2 separate regions of the Homo sapiens genome follow, and region 2 is linked to region 1. The links are chromatin loops, found by intact Hi-C in ENCODE. Cell type or tissue: PC-9. All regions are shown on one strand. Links, peaks and the distances in the headings refer to the core of each region. The heading gives the core; the rest is flanking DNA.

Region 1 (9,321 bases), core at 739-8,738:
AACATAACTACACTGGTTTCCTGCTGGAGGGAAAGGAGATTTCAGCAGGGAGAGCTTTAATCTTTCTGGCTGGGCACTCAACTGGAACAACGTTTAGGGGGAATAGTGTGTAAGGAAGTTCAAGGTAGATGAAAATTTACTAGAAGGAGGATTAGCAATGTAGTGGTCAGAGAACCAGAAATCTAAAAATGACCACAGGACTAGGGTGGATTCCGGAGAACTGTTGTCATCACTAGCTAATATTAATAGTGACATCAGTAGCTAATGTTAAAAGAAAAACCTTAGACAAATTAAATTTAGTAGAGTTTAATTGAGCAAAGAATTATTCACCAATCAGGCAGACTTCCGAGCCAGAGTGGCCTCAGAGAGACTCCGGTGCAGCTGCCTGGTAGAAGATTTATGGACAGAAAAAGGAAAATGACCTATAAAAAACAGAAGTGAGGTACAGAAATGGAAGTGTTGGTTACAGCCCAGCATTTGCCTTATTTTAACATGGTTTGAATGGTTGGCCACCTTTGATTGGCCAAAACTGTGAGTGGCACAGGAGTAGGTTACAGTCTGTTTACACATCCAGTTAGGTTATAGTTTACTATGTACAGAAAAACTGTCAGGGTGAACTTAAAATATGCAAGGAGGCAGCTTTAAGTGAAACTTAATTCAACACTAATATTGATTGAGAATTTTTGCTCAGGGCTTTATAGGACTTACCTAATTTACTCCATTTTACACTCATGTGAAATATGGCCATTTAACAGATGAGTAAGAGAAGATTCAGAGAACTTAAGTGATATGCCCAAGGACAGAAGTCCAGGTCTGCCCAATTCTAGAACTTCCCTTGTTCAGTGTGTTCCTTAAGTGCAGCAAGTCTCTGGATCTAAACTATATAGTTTCTGATTTCAACTCTGAAATGCACTGCTTGTGTGAACTTGCATCCGTTCTTCATCTGTAAAGAGTGGTAGCACCTATTTCATAGGCTTGTTGTGAAGCTCTTAGAATAGTGCCTGGCACATAATGGATTCGATGAAAGTATCTGTTTTCTTTCTTTCTTTTTTTTTTATTTTTTTGAGACGGAGTTTCGCTCTTGTTACCCAGGCTGGAGTGCAATGGCACGATCTCGGCTCACCGCAACCTCTGCCTCCTGGGTTCAAGCGATTCTCCTGCCTCAGCCTCCTGAGTAGCTGGGATTATAGGCATGCACCACCATGCCCGGCTAATTTTTTTGTATTTTTAGCAGAGACGGGGTTTCTCCATGTTGGTCAGGCTGGTCTCAAACTCTCAATCTCAGGTAATCTGCCTGCCTCAGCCTCCCAAAGTGCTGAGATTACACGCATGAGCCACCATGCCCGGCCAAAAGTATCTGTTTTCATTTGCTGTTCAGAATGAGTTTTGGCCTCAGCTGTATTTCCTACTTCTGTCACCAACTGTTTGTGATATTAGATAAATCATAAAACAGGTCTCAGTTTTATGCTCAGAGAAATAAAAATCGTTGGTCTGGATGATCCTTCCAGGACCTTTCTCAGTATGAAATATGATGACTAACATTTCATGAATCCATATCCTGGAATCAAGTTCAAGGTGCAAACCAGTCTAGGTCTGAGGTTCTGGGAAAGTCACAGTAGTTCTGTGCCTTGGTTTCCATCTCTGTGGAATGAGAAGAGTAAAGTTGATTAACTCTTGCCTCATCAACAGCAACAGTGTAGACCCTGCATGTGAATGCACATGGAACACTAAAGGGAAAACTCTAATAGTACCATAACTGTTTATTCTGATGGAGAACCAAGAGCCAGGGTTGAATATCTCAGCCAGGAACACTAAGTAGGGATAGTATGTATAGTTCTCAGTAGCTGGCCCTATGATGTTCATGCCAGAGGACTGGATTTCATACCCCAATAGTGTGGCTTATTGCCAAATACCATCATCATACATCCTGCCTAATACTTTCCCTAAAACTGGCATTTATGACCTAAACTGGTTCCAAACTGAGATGTTTTCACAAACTATTGAGCTGAGAAAGTCAGACAAAAAGTGCAGTAGCGAAGTGTTTGTTTGGTTTCTGGAATATCAGTGCTTGAGTTCACATCTGTTCCTACCACTTACCAGTGGTTTGACCTTGGATAATTACTTGATCTATTGGAGCCTTAGTTTCCACATCTGTAAAGTGTTGAGTATTGATAGCAACCTTGTGGAGTTAAAGATAAATTTTGCAGTGGGCACCTGTTAAAATGTCAAGAGAGACTTTTATTTTTTTTCAAGACTATTACAATGAGAGAGACAGACTATTGCAATATGGGAGAAAGACTAAACTCAACACTGAATACAACAAGTGTGGATTTGTAGTCAACAGGCCGGATGAAGGAGTGGATGGAAAATTACTAAAAAGAACTTGCTTAGATATCAAGGCCTGGGAAAGAAGTACTTAATTGTATATCAGGGTGGGGGGGCATTCTTGATAAAGTGGCTCAGCAGGATTCTTTGCTAAAACTGGTCTCTGAAGGAGAAGGATGAGAGCCATGTTGAGGCCTAGTCAAGAAGAGGGCTCTGACTAAAAAGGAACCTGCCTAAAGTTTGGTCAAGGAGGGAATCCTTCTCAAGAGTTGCAAATACTTAACAGACAAATATTTGCCTTCTTTTTAAAATCATAAATAGCCACTGTTTTTAAAACCAAAGTTATTTATTATTTCCTCTGTGGCATGACCATAGTTGGAAATATATTAACGTGCTTTTTCTTCTTGTACTTCTTTGTTTAAGACTTTTCACCTATAATATCTGAGGCAAGAGTTTCTTTAGGGTAAATTGGGATTATAATAGCTGGAATGCAAAGAGGTAAACAGAATTAATATTCAGCCATGAATTCCAAAATTGGCCATTGAAACCAACTTCAGAAATGATACCATTAAAAAACACTGGAGCAGCTTAGTCAGAAATTTCTACTTTGGAATAATAACGAGGAAGAAGGCATCAGATAAAACATCCTCACACATTCTATCTTTAGTGAAACCAGATGGTGAAGAAAACTTCAGACTTCCAACCGACACATAAATATGGGCTACGGTCAAAAGTAGCAGAAATCAGCAGAACCAACATGAGAAACTCTGACTGGAGATGAATGGGTGAAGCTGGGACCAACTTAAAATGGGGACAGTGTTTGGAGATGGCAGATCACAAAATTAGAATTGAGGGTCCCCTCCTAGGAGAGACCGTCACTCTGAGTGCAAACTTCTGAAAGCAGAAATGTAATCCAGCTGTGTTTAACGCCAGGCGAGGCAGTGGGAGGCGAAGGGAGAATGTACCCAGGAGACCCCTCCCCTGCCTTCTAGTGTCTCAAGGAACCTTTCCTGTTTGCCTGAGAGCACGTTCACTTTTTACCTGACTATGGAGGGAGATTCTTCCTTTTGTTTTTTTCTTTGCTACACATTGATACCCTTAAATTTTTTGCATATGTTTTCTAATTATAAAAATAAAAATCTATATATTATAAATTCATCAGTATAAACAAAATAAAAGTCTGAAGTTAAACTTGGATCATAATGTGCTTTAATCACTCCCCATCCATGTTGTTTTGTAGCTGTGGTTTTCAATTCAATGATAAATCTTGGGTATCTCTCCATGTCAGTACTTATAATCTTGCTATTTTTTTTCAAGGACAACATTTAATAGGCATATTTTAATGTTTAATTAATGTATTTTTGCTGGACATTTAAGTCATTTTCAGATTATCACTATTACAAACAATGTTGAAGTGAATATCACTGTATGTCCGTCTTTGTACAATTGTGTGGGTTTTTCAATACGATGCATTCCGGAAATTAGAATTTCCAGGTCAAAGAAATTGACCAGATGCTTCACACCATGTCTTAAATCCTGGCCCCATTTTTTGTCCAAAATGGTGTTGAGTTGCTATTTAATTCACACTTGGCTACCATTTCCCACTTCCTTACTTAAGTACAGTGTGTATAGGCCAGGTTTAGGCTGGAAAATCCCTCCTTCCACTGTCAATTCTGTTACCCCTCTGGGAGCATGGGAAGGTCACTTTTTGTTTGTGGGTTTATATTTTCCTATTACTTTCTCAGGAAATGAATGAATTTTTCTATCAATTGTTCTCTATCATCCCTTGTGGTTTGGCTCGAAGCCCTGGTCTCCAATCAAGGGTCATGACAGGAACTTGGCTCCTGCCAATACATTTAGAAATCTGGAATCCTTCCATAAATGCAAACCCCTTACACTCCCATCTTTCCCTATATTCTGCCACCTGGTAGAAAGCAAATCCCTGAATGCTTCTCCAAAACTCTCTTCCAACCCTAGGACCACCAAAGGCCTCCCTCACACTCTTCATTTATCTGCTAATTCATTCTCTCTCTCCTTTTCTAGAAAATAGTCCTCTTTGGCTTAACTGGTTGGAAATTACACTCTCAGTAAGCTAAGAGGGAAGGAATAAGAGGATATACCATACTATGGGCAGGGAGGGTGGTGAAAGGCCAGGGTTCATTTCAGCTTTAAAGCACTGGAGCTCCAAATGGACACAAATCATCACATAGAAACTCATGATCAGTGCACTTTAGAATGCTTCTCATCTCCCTTTGGGGGTTATTCTATTTCTATTAATGTAGTCAAGAATGGTGGCTATTTTTCTGGGCCAGATTATTTTGGTACTAACTGGTCTTTCACAGAAGCCATTTTCTCAAGTATGTTCTACATTAGCTACAAGCAATTGTTGGTAAAAACCTGTTACCATTCTGTATGTTTCCATTATATATATGTCTCTGTGTGTGTGTGCATATGAAAGAAGACTATATATTATTTTTATCAAAATATATTTAGACCATGTACATTCTTTTAATTATACTATATATAAAAGTAATTTTATATTACATATTTTAAAATATAAACATATGTAAATAATATTACTATAACACATATGTAAGTAATATATATTTTGTGTTCTTCCATAATTACTTTTTTTAACCTAGACTGAAGATTTTACATTTTTCACAATTCAATTATATTTTATGAGACTTCTTACTTTTCCAAAGCATAAAGAACTATTTGGAGCCTGTCTTTGTAATTTTATATTTTTGGTTAATATTCCAAACTAAGATAACATTGCCAGGTCTTCCAGGTCTGAAGCAAAATAGAGCAGCATTTTAGTTGTGTGGCCCTGGGGAACTTGCTTAACCTCTCTTTCCCTCTGCTTCCTATCACAGATGTTTATTGTAAGGATTAAATCAGCTAAACCAAGAAAAGCCTCAGGGATGGTGCCTGGCAAACTGCACGCTGTTAATACATGTTAGTGGACCCTTCTCCACACCTTCCTGCTACACTAAAGCAGAGAGAATTACCTCCTGAATCATGTTTGCAGAACTTCTGGGCACAGTGACTCAACTCCCAGCTATTCTTGTCATGGATTTTTTCTCTTGGAGCCAATCCAGCCATGGAGATCACTGGTCTTGTGACTTATTTTTTCTCTTTCAGTATGAAATCATTAGAACTGAGAAAATGAAAACATTCCTGTTATTACTTCCTGAGAGAAAGAAACTTAGTAACATGCTTTGGTAGGAATTGTTCTTCTTTTTCCTGCTGTGTCCCTCTTGCTGGTCCCACCAGGGCTCTTGGTCCTGAGCCTGATTTACACCAGGAGCATAATCTGATCAAAAAGAGGGAAACTAAAGAAAAAAGGCAGGATTGTATGAGGGGTTCTCACAATGGCAGTACATAATCCCTTATACCTCGTATTATGTAGACCCCTGTGTTTCCAAGTTACCTTTGTAATTTAGGTAAGTGAGCACGAAACACTTAAAAAAACACAAATGAAAACAAGAGAAAGGAAAGAGTGGGGAGGGGTTTGTTTATTTTTGAAAACAACGACAACAACATAGAGTAAAAGTTACCAGGTAAGTTCAAATATAGTAGTACTTTGTTTTCTTGGAAGATGAATGAAAGAAGTCACCTTACTGCCTCCAATCCAGTCATATCCCTGAACCCAATCATGACCAGCAGAGGTTGTTCTAAATTGTTTCCTCCAATATAGAGATAATTGCCAATAATTTTTCAGTGGTTGTTTTCTGTATTCTCTGTATTTTTTAGGGAAGCTGAACTCAGAAAACATACTTTGTCCATCTAGCCATCCATTTATCTTTATGGATCCATCTTTATTCATTCATTAATTCACTCAGTCAATATATATTGAATTTCAACCATGTGTCAGACACTGTTCCATGCCTCTAATGTTCTGCGTATAATGCAAGTAAAACTAAAGATAGCTAACATTTATTGATCCCTACCGATGTGCCAGTAACCCTCTTAGGTGTTTTACTTAAAATATGTGTTTAACCTCTGAAACAGCTTTATGATATATATTGTGATTATCTGCTTTTTAAATACGAGAAAGCAGACTCAAAAGGATTACATAACTTGTATAAGATCGCACACTTGTAAGTAAAAATGCAGTAATGCAGAAATGCAGTAACGCTATTTCCTCTCGTATTGCAGCCACTCCACTCCCAGCGAACCTTCCTACTGCATGCAGGCTTTATTCTTCCATCACTTTCCTCCTCTGTTTCTAAATGACATTTTCACCCCCATTTCCTGGATACTTCCTTCTTTTAATACACAGTAAGTTTATGTGACTGGGTTTGGCATTCATCTAATAAAAACAGCCATTAGGTATATATTCAATAAACATTTAGTGAAGCCAACTGATGAGCTCTGGGGTGAGTACTAGGGATTCAGCAGTGAATGAGATGGAGGGTCGAGACAGGGCTCTGGGGGCTAGGCTGCCTTCGTTCGACCTCAGACCTGCCACTCGCTAGCTCCTCTAGCCATTATTTAGTATTTCTGTTGCAGTTTCCTCATCTATCAAATGGGAATAATAATGGTAATTATTAATTAATTGATATTCTAATTTTCAATTAAAAATCTAATGGAGTTGTCAGGATTAAATGACTTTATACATGCAAACCACTTAGAATAACACTTTGCAGCCACTAAATATTAAATAACTGGCATATGTTATTATTATTAGATGGATCCTACCCTCAAATGCCTTACAGTTTGGTAGACAGAAAAATAAGTCTCTTCCAACGATACTGTTAAACTAATCAGAAACTTGGTTAAGGTCATTTGATCATCTAAGGCTCTACAACAGTACAGTTTTACAGCTCTTATTTTAAAATGTTCCCCTCTAATCCATAAAGATATCTCAAGATAGGGCAATGCCATTACTTGGTGTATTATAGTTAACCAATACTGTATGTGGAACATAATGTGGTGTGATACTTTTGAATTTGTGTCTATCTGCTGTTAAAGAGCCTGGCTGCTAATTGAGTTTCTGGAAAAAGTTGAGAAATGTCTTAGCTCAGGCTGGTATAACAAAATAACAGAGGCTGTAACTACAATCACACTTGCAAGTAGAAGATCTTTGCTTCAAACCTAGCAGTCTGGCTCTAGAAATCAGGACTTGGATGAGGGTGAAGTGAGTGAGGGCCTAGGGCATAAAATTTAAGGAGATACTTACTCTGCAGGTAGTTCAAGTGCTGACCACACATTTGCAAGACGTGAGAGTGAGTGTCTTCTTAATGTGCATTAAGTGCCTTGCTTACCTTACCTATCTAGACCCAGCCCTATCCAGAGCCTACCTTTTACAACTCTACCTTTTAAAGCTTAGCATCCTCTACAAAATTATACTATGGAGTAGAAAGGTTGTACTGTGAACTGAGCTGGCATTATTCTCACACAAGCTATGTACTTCAGCATCAAAGATAGTATTAAAATAGATGCAATCATAACATAATCTCCATACACTGCAGTTAGAAAGTTATTTATGAAGCATCTGGTATATCTGGACATACAATCATCAAGTCACCTGATAGCCCTAGAGCTGGAATGAAATTTGAGAGGATCATTTGGTAAAAGGCATATACTTTAAAAAAACTGAGGCTTAAAAAAGTAAAATAATTTTCACAAAACGACAGAGCCAGAATTGGCAGAAATGAAAGTAGATCACTAGTTTTCTAATCCCAGTTTCACTCGATATCTCTGATTGTGTATTAGTCAGGATCCAGCAACAGAGGCAGAGCCACTGGAAGGGATATACACGTTTCTTTTGGGTATTTGATCTTATGCAATTGTGGGAGCTGGCCAAGCCGGTTCTGTAAGGCTCTTGATTTCATGTCTGGTACTGAAGCTTCAAGTACATAAGGCAGGTGGAAAAAATGGGAAGATGGATGAATGTCCAGTGGGCAGGACAAGGACAGGCTGGAACCACAACCACGAGCTGCAGTTCCACAAATACGGACTAGAACCCAAGTCAGCTCTCACTGCCTCTAACCCCTCCTGCAGGAGAAGCAGGAGCCCTTCATCATGGAGCTAACTACACACCTGGCCCAGGATTCAGAGATGCTGAAGGAGGATTCAGGGGAAGTTGGAGTAGTTGCAGGTCTGGTACACCAAGGAGTTAACCCAGGAGATGGGCCATAGTATTCTGTGGTTCACAAACACACCTGCTTGAACGTTCCAAGCATAAAAAGGCTAAATAGTTGCTTCTTTTCCACCCTCTAAATCACATGCAAAAATGTCTACTGACTCATCCTGACTGAAAACACGAGGAAATTCTGGGAAACACAGTTCAGCCTAGCTGAGTTGAGACATTATTTATTATAAAGCCCCGACAGTTTCAACTCTACTTCTTTACCTAGCTCAGACACTGTCATGTGAGCCTTTTGGCAGTGTCTCTTAAGATAGAATGCCTTTTCATTTTAAGAAAACATTAAAGAATAAAATGCATTCTTGACTTCTGCAATGATGGCAGAAGTCATAGCACCAGAAGCCTCTTCTAATAATGCAGCAGCATCAACAAATTAATTCATTCTGCATCTTTGTGTGTTATAGGAGGAAGAAAACTCCAATAAAGTCTGTCTCAACAGAGGTCACCTCCCACCCATCAGACACGGAAATTCCAGTACCTGCTGGGAGTTCTGGTGGCCATCCTTATCCCTAGTCTCTTGTCATTGTTCAAGGATTAGGGAAAATTCCTCTCAACCTGCTAGATTTCAGCAGCAATAAACGGGATTGTTTATAGGGTCAGTGAGCCCAGGATACTAAGGGACAGACATCAGTCAAAAGCATTTTCCAAAAAAATCCTTTATATTTTAATCAAATCACTATAAAGACATGATGTGTCCTAGTTTCTCAGATGTTCAACCCAACAGTCTCTTTCTTTAACTTCTGGGCTGCCTTTCAGAACTGAGCAGAGTTGTATCCAACACAAAAGACTGTCTGGACTCAGGCACCGTACACATACCCCGTCACTGCTCCTCTCCATTGAGG
Region 2 (9,321 bases), core at 496-8,495, 49 kb before region 1:
CTGCCCGCCTTGGCCTCCCAAAGTGCTGGGATTATAGCCTTGCACCACCGTGCCCGGCCTCAGACAACCTAGTCTTTATTAAAACGTAGACCTCATGTTATGGAAATAGAGACCCTTTTGATTGTTACTTTTTTTTTTTTTTTTTTTTTTTGAGACAGGATCTCACTCTGTCATCCAGGCTGGAGTGCAGTAGCACGATCTCAGCTTACTGCAACCTCTGCCTCCCAGGCTCAAGCGATCCTCCCATCTCAGCCTCTCCAGTCAATGAGACTATAGGCACGTGCCACCACGCCTGGCTGATTTTTGTATTTTTAGTACAGACGGGGTCTCACTATGTTGCCCAGGCTGGTCTCCAACTCCTGAGCTCAAGCATCTGCCCTCCTCGGCCTCCCAAAGTGTTGGGCTTATGGGTGTGAGCCACTGCGGCCAGCCATGTTACCTCTTTACAAAAGAATATTAAGCAATTCCCTTGGACTGTAATCAATAGTAGCCAATCAAATTGTATATCTGTATGTTAGCCTCTGTATGGAAAATGTTGGCCAGGCACGGAGGCTCACGCCTGTAATCTCAGCACTTTGGGAGGCCAAGGTGGGTGCATCACTTAAGGTCAGGAGTTCAAGACCAACCTGACCAACATGGCAAAACCCCATTGCTACTAAAATACAAAAAAATTAACCAGGCATAGTGGCGTGCTCCTATAGTCCCAGCTACTTGGGAGGCTGGGTGGGAGAATCCCTTGAGCCCAGGAGTCTGAGGCTGCAGTGAGCCATGATCGGGCCACTGCACTCCAGCCTGGGTGACAGAGTGAGACTCTGTCTCAAAAACAACAACAGCAACAACAAAAACAACAACAACAAGAGAAGTTGTCATTCTGTTGAACACCTCTGTCTTTGCCTATGTAAACAGTCCTCATTTTTCTCTACACTGGAAGTACTGTTCACCATTCTTGGGTGCAGCTCTACTCCTGGGACTGCTGCCCTCAACTTTTTGTTGAATAAACTCTTTTAACTGGATCCTGAGCCTTCTGATTATTGTATATTGACAGTACTGACTATGCAGTCCTACTCCCAGAGATTCTGGTGCAGTGAATCTGATGTGAGCTTAGAAACCTGTGTTTTCACAAGTGCCTTGGAAATTCAGTGCAGGAGTTCCTGTACCACATTTTGAGAAGTGCTGTCATAGAGGTATTTTAAAAAGCAGTTTTCCCCTTTATTTATGGAGCTAATGTGGTGAATTAAGCAGCATTATCAGGCATCTTGAGTGAAGGGAAGAAAACCACAGGACACCTGGATTTCAGTGACCTCTTTGCTTAGTTCTGGGATATTTCTTGAGTCATATCACTGAGCCTCATTCCCTTATCCTTAAAATGCCCTAGGATGAATTTCCTTTTCCCTTCATCCAAATGATAGAAAATTATGCCCTGGGGAGAACCACTTTCACCCTTCTCCAAGATCTGGGTTCAGTTCTTGTGGCTTTGGCCACTCTAAGGCATGGGTAACCATCAAAGGCTGGCCCTTACTCTCCAGATAGGAAGCCCATCCCTGGCCCCCTCTCTAAAGTGAGCATAGTTGAAAGCATTAAGATCTTTCACCTTTTGGCCATTGGGCATAGAGTCAGATGATCAGCAGTAGAGTTTGGTGCCTCCATTAATGACTCTGCTCTGACACCTGCTCTCTATCTGATGTCTTGGGCAAGTAATTTGCCCTTCTAAGCCCCATTTTGGTCATCTAGAAAATGAGGCTAATAATAGAAATAATAGCTCTTACTTCCTAGGGCTGTTGGAAGGGTGATATGAGGTCATGCGTAAAACGTGTTTAACACAGTGCCCACTTGTCAGGCCTCTGAGCCCAAGCTAAGCCATCATATCCTGTGACCTGCATGTACACATCCAGATGGCCAGTTCCTGCCTTAACTGATGACATTCCACCACAAAAGAAGTGAAAATGGCCTGTTCCTGCCTTAACCGATGACATTATCTTGTGAAATTCCTTCTCCTGGCTCATCCTGGCTCAAAAGCTCCCCTACTGAGCACCTTGTGACCCCCACACCTGCCCACCAGAGAACAACCCCCCTTTGACAGTAATTTTCCTTTACCTACCCAAATCTTATAAAATGGCCCCACCCCTATCTCCCTTCCCTGACTTTCTTTTCGGACTCAGCCCACCTGCACCCAGGTGAAATAAACAGCCTTGTTGCTCACACAAAGCCTGTTTGGTGGTCTCTTCACACGGACTTGCATGAAACCACTAACTACAGATCACAAAGAAATGTTACCACCATGATTGCTGGTACTAATATATTTGTGTTATAATTTTAAGTGAATTTGTGAGTGTGTAAAGGGAGCAACAGAGTTCCTCAGTGGATGGGGCAGAGGAGGATGCCCATCAGCTGGCACGTGCCAGTGAGTTCTCCAGGTGATTTTCCCATTTGGAAATTTTTAGCACAACTGGGGAGGAGCAGCCCAATCTCTTCCTGTTCCTATAGCCTCTGGAAATAGGAGCACCTTGATGTGAACCTGAGTCCAGCATAGTTCAGAGAGCCCCCCTCAGACCTCCTCAGGTCAGTGGCTATAGACACACCTAAAGACAGGACCCTGTAAAACCTTTCCTGCAAGCTGGCTACTAAGACGCCTTGCTCTCTGGTCAATCCCACTCACACAGACACAATTAACATCACTCTTGACCAGGAACTTATTCTATATAAAAGGGTATTCTATATACTGAGGTATTTGGCAGTGAATTCCTCTTACCCATCTCATCCCCAAACATGACATTGCAGAGCATCTTCAAGTCCTTGGGGCAGAGTAAGGTAGGGAATCCAGTTTTCCTTTTCTGCCCCCCTGAATGGTCGATGGGGTCTTCCCTCCCTGGCAATCACCTCCTCACTCCTTTCCTAGAGATGCTTGGTGGGAAAGGCATCCTTTTCTCTTAGTTCTCCCTAACATGCTATCCCCTGAAGAACTCCAGGAGGTCAATATATAAATTTAAAAATCAAGTTTACTGAGATTATGCTTTATATACAATAAGATGCACCCATTTTCAGTGTATAGTCTGATGAGTTTTGGTAAATGTTTATGCATATGTAGCCACCATCACTACCTCCCTATAGACTATTCCTATGATTCTAAAAAGATTCTTTTGGGAGCCTTCCTACTCAATCCCCACCATCTCCAGGCAACCACTGATCTGCTTCCCACCATTAGAGATTAGACTAGTTTTAGATAATAGATTAGGTCATTACACTTTTGAGGAGAAATTCTTTTTTTGCTGCTGACCAGCATTCACTACATCAATAAAAATAAATGCTAAGCTTTGGGTTTGTTTTTATATAAGAAATGACAAAAATGCCCATTTGTAAGAATTGTTTCTTCCACTTCCCACCTTAAAGTAATGCAACGTTTCAGGGCAAAATTGCCTTCTTCATGAGTGGGTTTGCAGTACTGATTGTATCTTTCACAATATCTGTTGAAAATAAATTCCTCCTTTTAAAATTACAAGAAAAAAAGCCTGTGACTTAATCTTTTCAAACAAAATGACAATAACAGAAAAACCCAAAAGAGTAATTCCCTTAGGTCTACCCTTGAATCAGCCAAGTTTGTGGCTGAGTGAAATACACCGCTCCTGCCAAGCCTTCCTCTCATTGCAGGAAATAGCTGCACACAGGGAGGAAACATGAGCTGATGCATTCCCCACCCTGCCTCCCCCCATGTAGTTCCGTAGGGAACCATTCCAGAAACTTAAGAAGCCTGTGTGTACACCAAAAAAAGCCACAGGGAAAAACCCCTCAAACATCTTACAAATGCTCAGACTGATAAAGACATATTGAATCTATAAACATCAGGACAATTCAGGAATGTGCCTGCACAGTAAGAAACTCAACTTACAATTTGCACTCAAAAACAAGCATGATTATGCATTCTTATTTCACTGACCTCATGACTGCCCTCTGTGTCTCTGCTGTTCCGAAAAGCTGGTGACCAGGCTGATTTGTTCTTCAGAAGTCTTCCTGTCTGCCTCAAGTAAATACTGAAGGAACTATATAAAGGGGTGGGAGAGTAGGGCACGCATCAGCTGATGTTTTCTCCGTTTTTGAGTAATTGCTTTTAGGGGAAGGAAGAGGAAACTGGAAAGTGAAACTAATTTAAAATCGTTGGGAGGAGGAAAATGAAACCTAACGGCTTGAGACCTGCAATGGCTGAGCCAGAGTACGTTATTCAAAACTGTGACTAAAATTTGTTTGAGAGAATGTGGAAGCATTCCTAATGTAAACCAAAAAATTAAATTCTAAGGCCATACTCACCAACCATGTGACTGGACCCCTGCTTTTGGCCAAGGGCATTCCAAAGTTAACCTGAAAACTGATGTGAAGGGGAAGCTGGATATGCCTCATTACATCCTTTTTCCTTTTGGAATTACTAATAGAACACACTCTTTTTTTGTTTTTGTTTTTGTTTTTTTTTGAGACAGAGTCTTACTCTGTTGCCCAGGCTGGAATGCAGTGGCATGATTGCGTCTCACTGCAACCTCTGCCTCCTGGGTTCAAGTGATTCTCTTGCCTCAGCCTCCCGAGTAGCTGGGATTACAGGCACCCACCACCATGCCCGGCTAATATTTGTATTTTTAGTAGAGACGAGGTTTCGCCATGTTGGTCAGGCTGGTCTTGAACTCCTGATAGCAGGTGATCCAACCACCTTGGCCTCCCAAAGTGCTGGGATTACAGGCATGAGCCACTGCACCCAGCCAGAACATGCTCTTTTTAAGTGTATTAAGAAACATTTACAACCTATTCTCTCTGAAGCCTGCTACTTGGAGGCTTCATCTGCATAATAAAACCTTGGTCTCCACGACCCAGACATTCCTTTCTAATGATTGTCTATTGAATTTCTATTGGATGTCTCCAAACATTCCTTTCTATTGATAATAACTCTTTCAACAAATTGTCAATCAGAAAATCTTTGAATCTGCCTATGACTTGGAAGCTGCCCCGCTTCCCTGTTTCCAATTGTCCCACCTTTCTGGACCTAGCCAATGTACACCTTACATGTATTGATTGATGCCTTATGTCTCCCTAAAATGTATAAAACCAAGTTGTGGCCTGGCACATGTTCTCAGGATCTCCTGAGGGCTGTGTCACAGGCCATAGGTCATTCATATTTGGCTTAGAATAAATCTCTTCAAATGTTTTACAGAGTTTGACTTTTTTTGTCAACATTAGGTATCTGACCATCAGTCTAGGGTGGGGCCCAGGAAACAGCATTTTTTAAGCCAATTCTTATTATTTTTAAAAATTTTTTGTGGACACATAGTAGATATATATATTTATGGGGTACATGAGATATTTGATGCGAGCATACAATGAGTAATAATCACATCAGGGTAAATGACTTCAAGCATTTATTCTTTGTATTACAAACAATCCAATTATACTCTTTTAGTTATTTTGAAATGTGCAATAAACTATTGTTGACTATAGTCATCCTCTTGTTCTAACAAACACTAGATCTTATTAATTCTATCTAAGTATATTTTTGTACCCATTAACCATCCCCACTTCCCCCGCTACTACTCTTCCCAGCCTCTAGTAATCATCATTCTAATCTCTATCTCCATAAGTTCAATTGTCTTAATATTTTTAGCTTCCACAAACAAGTGAGAATATGTAAAATTTGTCTTTCTGTGCCTGGCTTAATTCACTTATAATGACCTCCACTTCTATCCATGTTGTTGCAAATGACAGGATCTCATTCTTTTTATGGCTAAAGAGCACTCCGTTGTGTAAATGTACCACATTTTCTGTATCCATTCTTCTGCTGATGGACACTTAGGTTGCTTCCAAATCTTGGCTATTGTGAATAGTGCTGCAATAAACATGGGAGTGCAGATATCTCTTTGATGTACTGATTTCCTTTCTTTTTGATGTATTCCTGGCAGTGGGATTACTGGATCATATGGTAGTTCTATTTTTAGTCTTTTGAGGAACCTCCGAACTGTTATCCATAGTAGTTATAATAGTTTACATTCCCACCAACAGTGTACAAGAGTTTCCTTTTTTCCACATCCTTGCCAGCATTTGTTATTGCCTGTCTTTTGGATAAAAGCAATTTTAACCAGGGTAAGATCATATCTCATTGTAGGTTTTTTTTTAACTTATATTTTATGTGCAGGTATACACGTACAGGTTTGTTATTTAGGTAAATTGCATGTCATGAGGCTTTAGTGTACAGATTATTTAGTCACCCCACTCATAAGCATAGTACATGATAGGTAGTTTTTCAGTCCTCTCTCTTCACCCATTCTTTACCCTCAAGTAGGCCCCAGTGTCTGTTGTTCCCCTCTTTGTGTCCATAATGTTCAGTTCCCACTTATAAGTGAGAACATGCAGTATTTGGTTTTCTCTTCCTGCATTAGTTTACTTAGGATAATGGCCTCCAGTTCCATTCACATTACTGCAAAGGACATGATATTCTTTTTTTTGTGGCTGCATAGTAGTCCATGGTGTATATGTACCACATTTCCCTTATCCTGTCTTCTGTTGATGGGCATTTAGGTTGAGTCCATGTCTTTGCTATTGTGAATAGTGCTATGATGAACATACTTGAACATGTGTCTTTATGGCAGAATGATTTATATTCCTTTGGGTATGTACCCAATAATAGGATTGCTGGGTTGAATGGTACTTCTATTTTAAGTTCTTTGAGAAATTACCACATTGCTTTCCATAGTGACTGAACTAATTTACATTCTCACCAGCAGTTTGTAAGTGTTCCCTTTTCTCTGTAACCTCACCAGCATCTGTTATTTTTGTTGACTTTTTAATAATAGTCATTCTGACTGGTATGACATGATATCTCATTGTGGTTTTGATTTGCATTTTTCTAATGATTAATGATATTGAGTATTTTTTCATATTCTTTTTTTTAGGGTATCTGAAGGAAGAAATTTATTTTCTTTTTTTATTATTATACTTTAATTTCTTGGGTACATGTGCACAATGTGCAGGTTTGTTACATAGGTATACATGTGCCATGTTGGTTCATATGTTTATTGCGGCACTATTTGCAATAGCAAAGACTTGGAACCAACCCAATAGACTGGGTAAAGAAAATGTGGCACATATGCACCATGGAATACAATGCATCCATAAAAAAGGATGAGTTGTGTCCTTTGCAGGGACATGGATGAAGCTGGAAACCATCATTTTCAGCAAAATATCACAAAGGACAGAAAACCAAACACCACATATTTTTTCATATTCTTATTGGCCGCATGCATGTCTTCTTTTAAAAAGTGTCTGTTCATGTCCTTTGCCCACTTTTTAATGGAGCTGTTTGCTTTTTTGCTTGTTAATTTGCTTAAGTTTCTTATAGATTCTCAATATTAGACCTTTGGTTATGCATAGTTTGCAGATATTTTCTCCCATCTGTCAGTTGCTTGTTTACTCTGTTGATAGTTTCTTTTGCTATCAGAAGCTCTTTAGTTTAATTAGGTCCCGTTTGTCAATTTTTGGTTTTGTCGTAGTTGCTTTTGGTGTCTTCATCATGAAATCTTTGCTGGTTTCTATGTTGAGAATCGTATTTCCTAGGTTATCTTCCAGGGTTTTAATATTTTTAGGTTTTACATTTCATCCATCTTGAGTTGATTTCCATATATGATGTAAGGAAGGGGTCCAATTTCAGTCTTCTATATATGGCTAGCCAGTTATCCCAGCACCCTTTATTGAACAGGGAATCATTTCCCCATTGCTTGTTCTTGTCAGCTTTGTTGAAGATCAGATGGCTGTAGGTGTGTGCCCTTAAGTTTGGGCTCTCTATTCTGTTCCATTGGTCTATGTGTCTGTTTTTGTACCAGTACCATGCATTTTGGTTACTATAGCCTTGTAGTATAGTTCAAAGTCAGGTAACATGGGCTCTCTATTCTGTTCTATTGGTCTATGTGTCTGTTTTTGTACCAGTACCATGCTATTTTGGTTACTGTAGCCTTATAGTATAGTTCAAAGTCAGGTAACATGATGCCTCCAGCTTTGTTCTTTTTGCTTAGGATTGCTTTGGGTATTTGAGCACTTTTTGTTCTATAGGAATTTTAAAATAGGTTTTTCTAATTCTATGAAGACTGTCATTGGTAGCTTGTTAGGAATAGCATTGAATTTGTAAATTGCTTTGGGTAGTATGGCCATTTTAGCAATATCGATTCTTCCTATCCATGAGCATTTCCATTTGTTTGTGTCATCTCTGATTTCTTTGAACAATGTTTTGTAATTCTCATTGTAGAGATCTTTCACCTCCTGCGTTAGCTGTATTTCTAGGTATTTTATTCTTTTTGTGGCTATTGTGAATGGGATTGTCTTCCTGATTTGGCTCTCGGCTTGGATTTTGTTAGTGTATAGGAATGCTACTCATTTTTGTATGTTGATTTTGTATCCTGGAACTTTGCTGAAGCTGTTTATTAGACCTACGAGCTTTTGGGTAGAGACGTGGGGGTTTTCTAGGTATGCAATCAAATTGTCTGCAAAGATAGATAGTTTGACTTCCTCTCTTCCTATCTAGGTGCCTTTTATTTCATTCTCTTGCCTGCTTGCTCATGCTAGCAGTACTCTGTTGAATAGGAGTGCTAAGAGTGGGCATCCCTGTATTTTTCCAGTTCTCAAGGGGAAATCTTTCAGCTTTCGCCCATTCAGTATGATGTTGACCTTGGGTTTATCATAGATGGCTCTTATTATCTGGAGGTATGTTCCTTCAATATCTAGTTTGTTGAGGATTTTTAACATTAATGGATGTTGAATTTTATCAAAAGCCTTTTCTGTATCTATTGAGATGATCACGTGGTTTCAGTTTTAAGTTCTGCTTATGTGGTGAATCACATTTATTGATTTGTGTATGTTGAACCAACAGAAACAAGAATTTTATAAAGGAATGGGAAATGAGAATTTGGCTGTGGGACATAAATTGGAAGCTCTAGCAGGCATGGCTTGCCTGGCTACAAGAGGCCAGGGTAGGTGGGGTTGCCTACCTTGCCTGAATGTTTCCCAGGACAACAGGAGGCTGTGCTCTCTGGCTGAATTCAGACAGAAGTGGAACCACTGGGATGGAAGCTCTAGCAAGTGTTGCCTGCCTGGCAACCAGTGGCAGGGGTAGATGTAGTCACCTGTCTTGCCCTCCAGGTGCTTCCTGGGAGAACAGGAGGCTATGGTCACTGGCTGAGTTCAGACAGAGAAGTAGGACCAGTAGGCTGGAAGCTGGCACCAAGCCCCATCCAGAAAGGGTTTGAGATGGGGCAATCTTACTGCTCCTAGGCACTGGGACTGCAGCCTTTATTGGGCTATGGC

The links. Hi-C counts contacts between places; a loop is a spot of excess contacts. Peaks named below come from ENCODE experiments on the same cell type or tissue, not always from the same donor. Only the 100,000 strongest peaks of a DNase experiment are listed, where the experiment ranks them.
Region 2: it touches region 1 in a loop (4-fold over the local background); 25 of 110 quality-filtered maps call a loop at or near these places.

Annotation. Positions count from the first base shown.
Region 1 is chr10:89,274,384-89,283,704 of GRCh38, reverse strand. It overlaps LOC124902477 (a long non-coding RNA gene), which reads right to left and starts at 31. Exons shown (of 3, transcript XR_007062233.1): 1 at 1-31. It also overlaps a transcript of LIPA not described here. In PC-9, for the core only: no CTCF peak of the experiment used is centred there; DNase peaks (open chromatin) are centred at 4,024, 5,364 and 8,114; H3K4me3 peaks cover 512 bases; H3K27ac peaks cover 6,739 bases.
Region 2 is chr10:89,322,689-89,332,009 of GRCh38, reverse strand. IFIT3 (interferon induced protein with tetratricopeptide repeats 3) reads right to left here and starts at 4,013. Exons shown (of 2, transcript NM_001549.6): 1 at 3,932-4,013. The coding sequence starts at 3,936. It also overlaps a transcript of LIPA not described here. RefSeq lists enhancers at 1,725-1,784, 4,006-4,245 and a silencer at 3,636-3,685. In PC-9, for the core only: no CTCF peak of the experiment used is centred there; a DNase peak (open chromatin) is centred at 3,709; H3K4me3 peaks cover 1,541 bases; H3K27ac peaks cover 1,912 bases.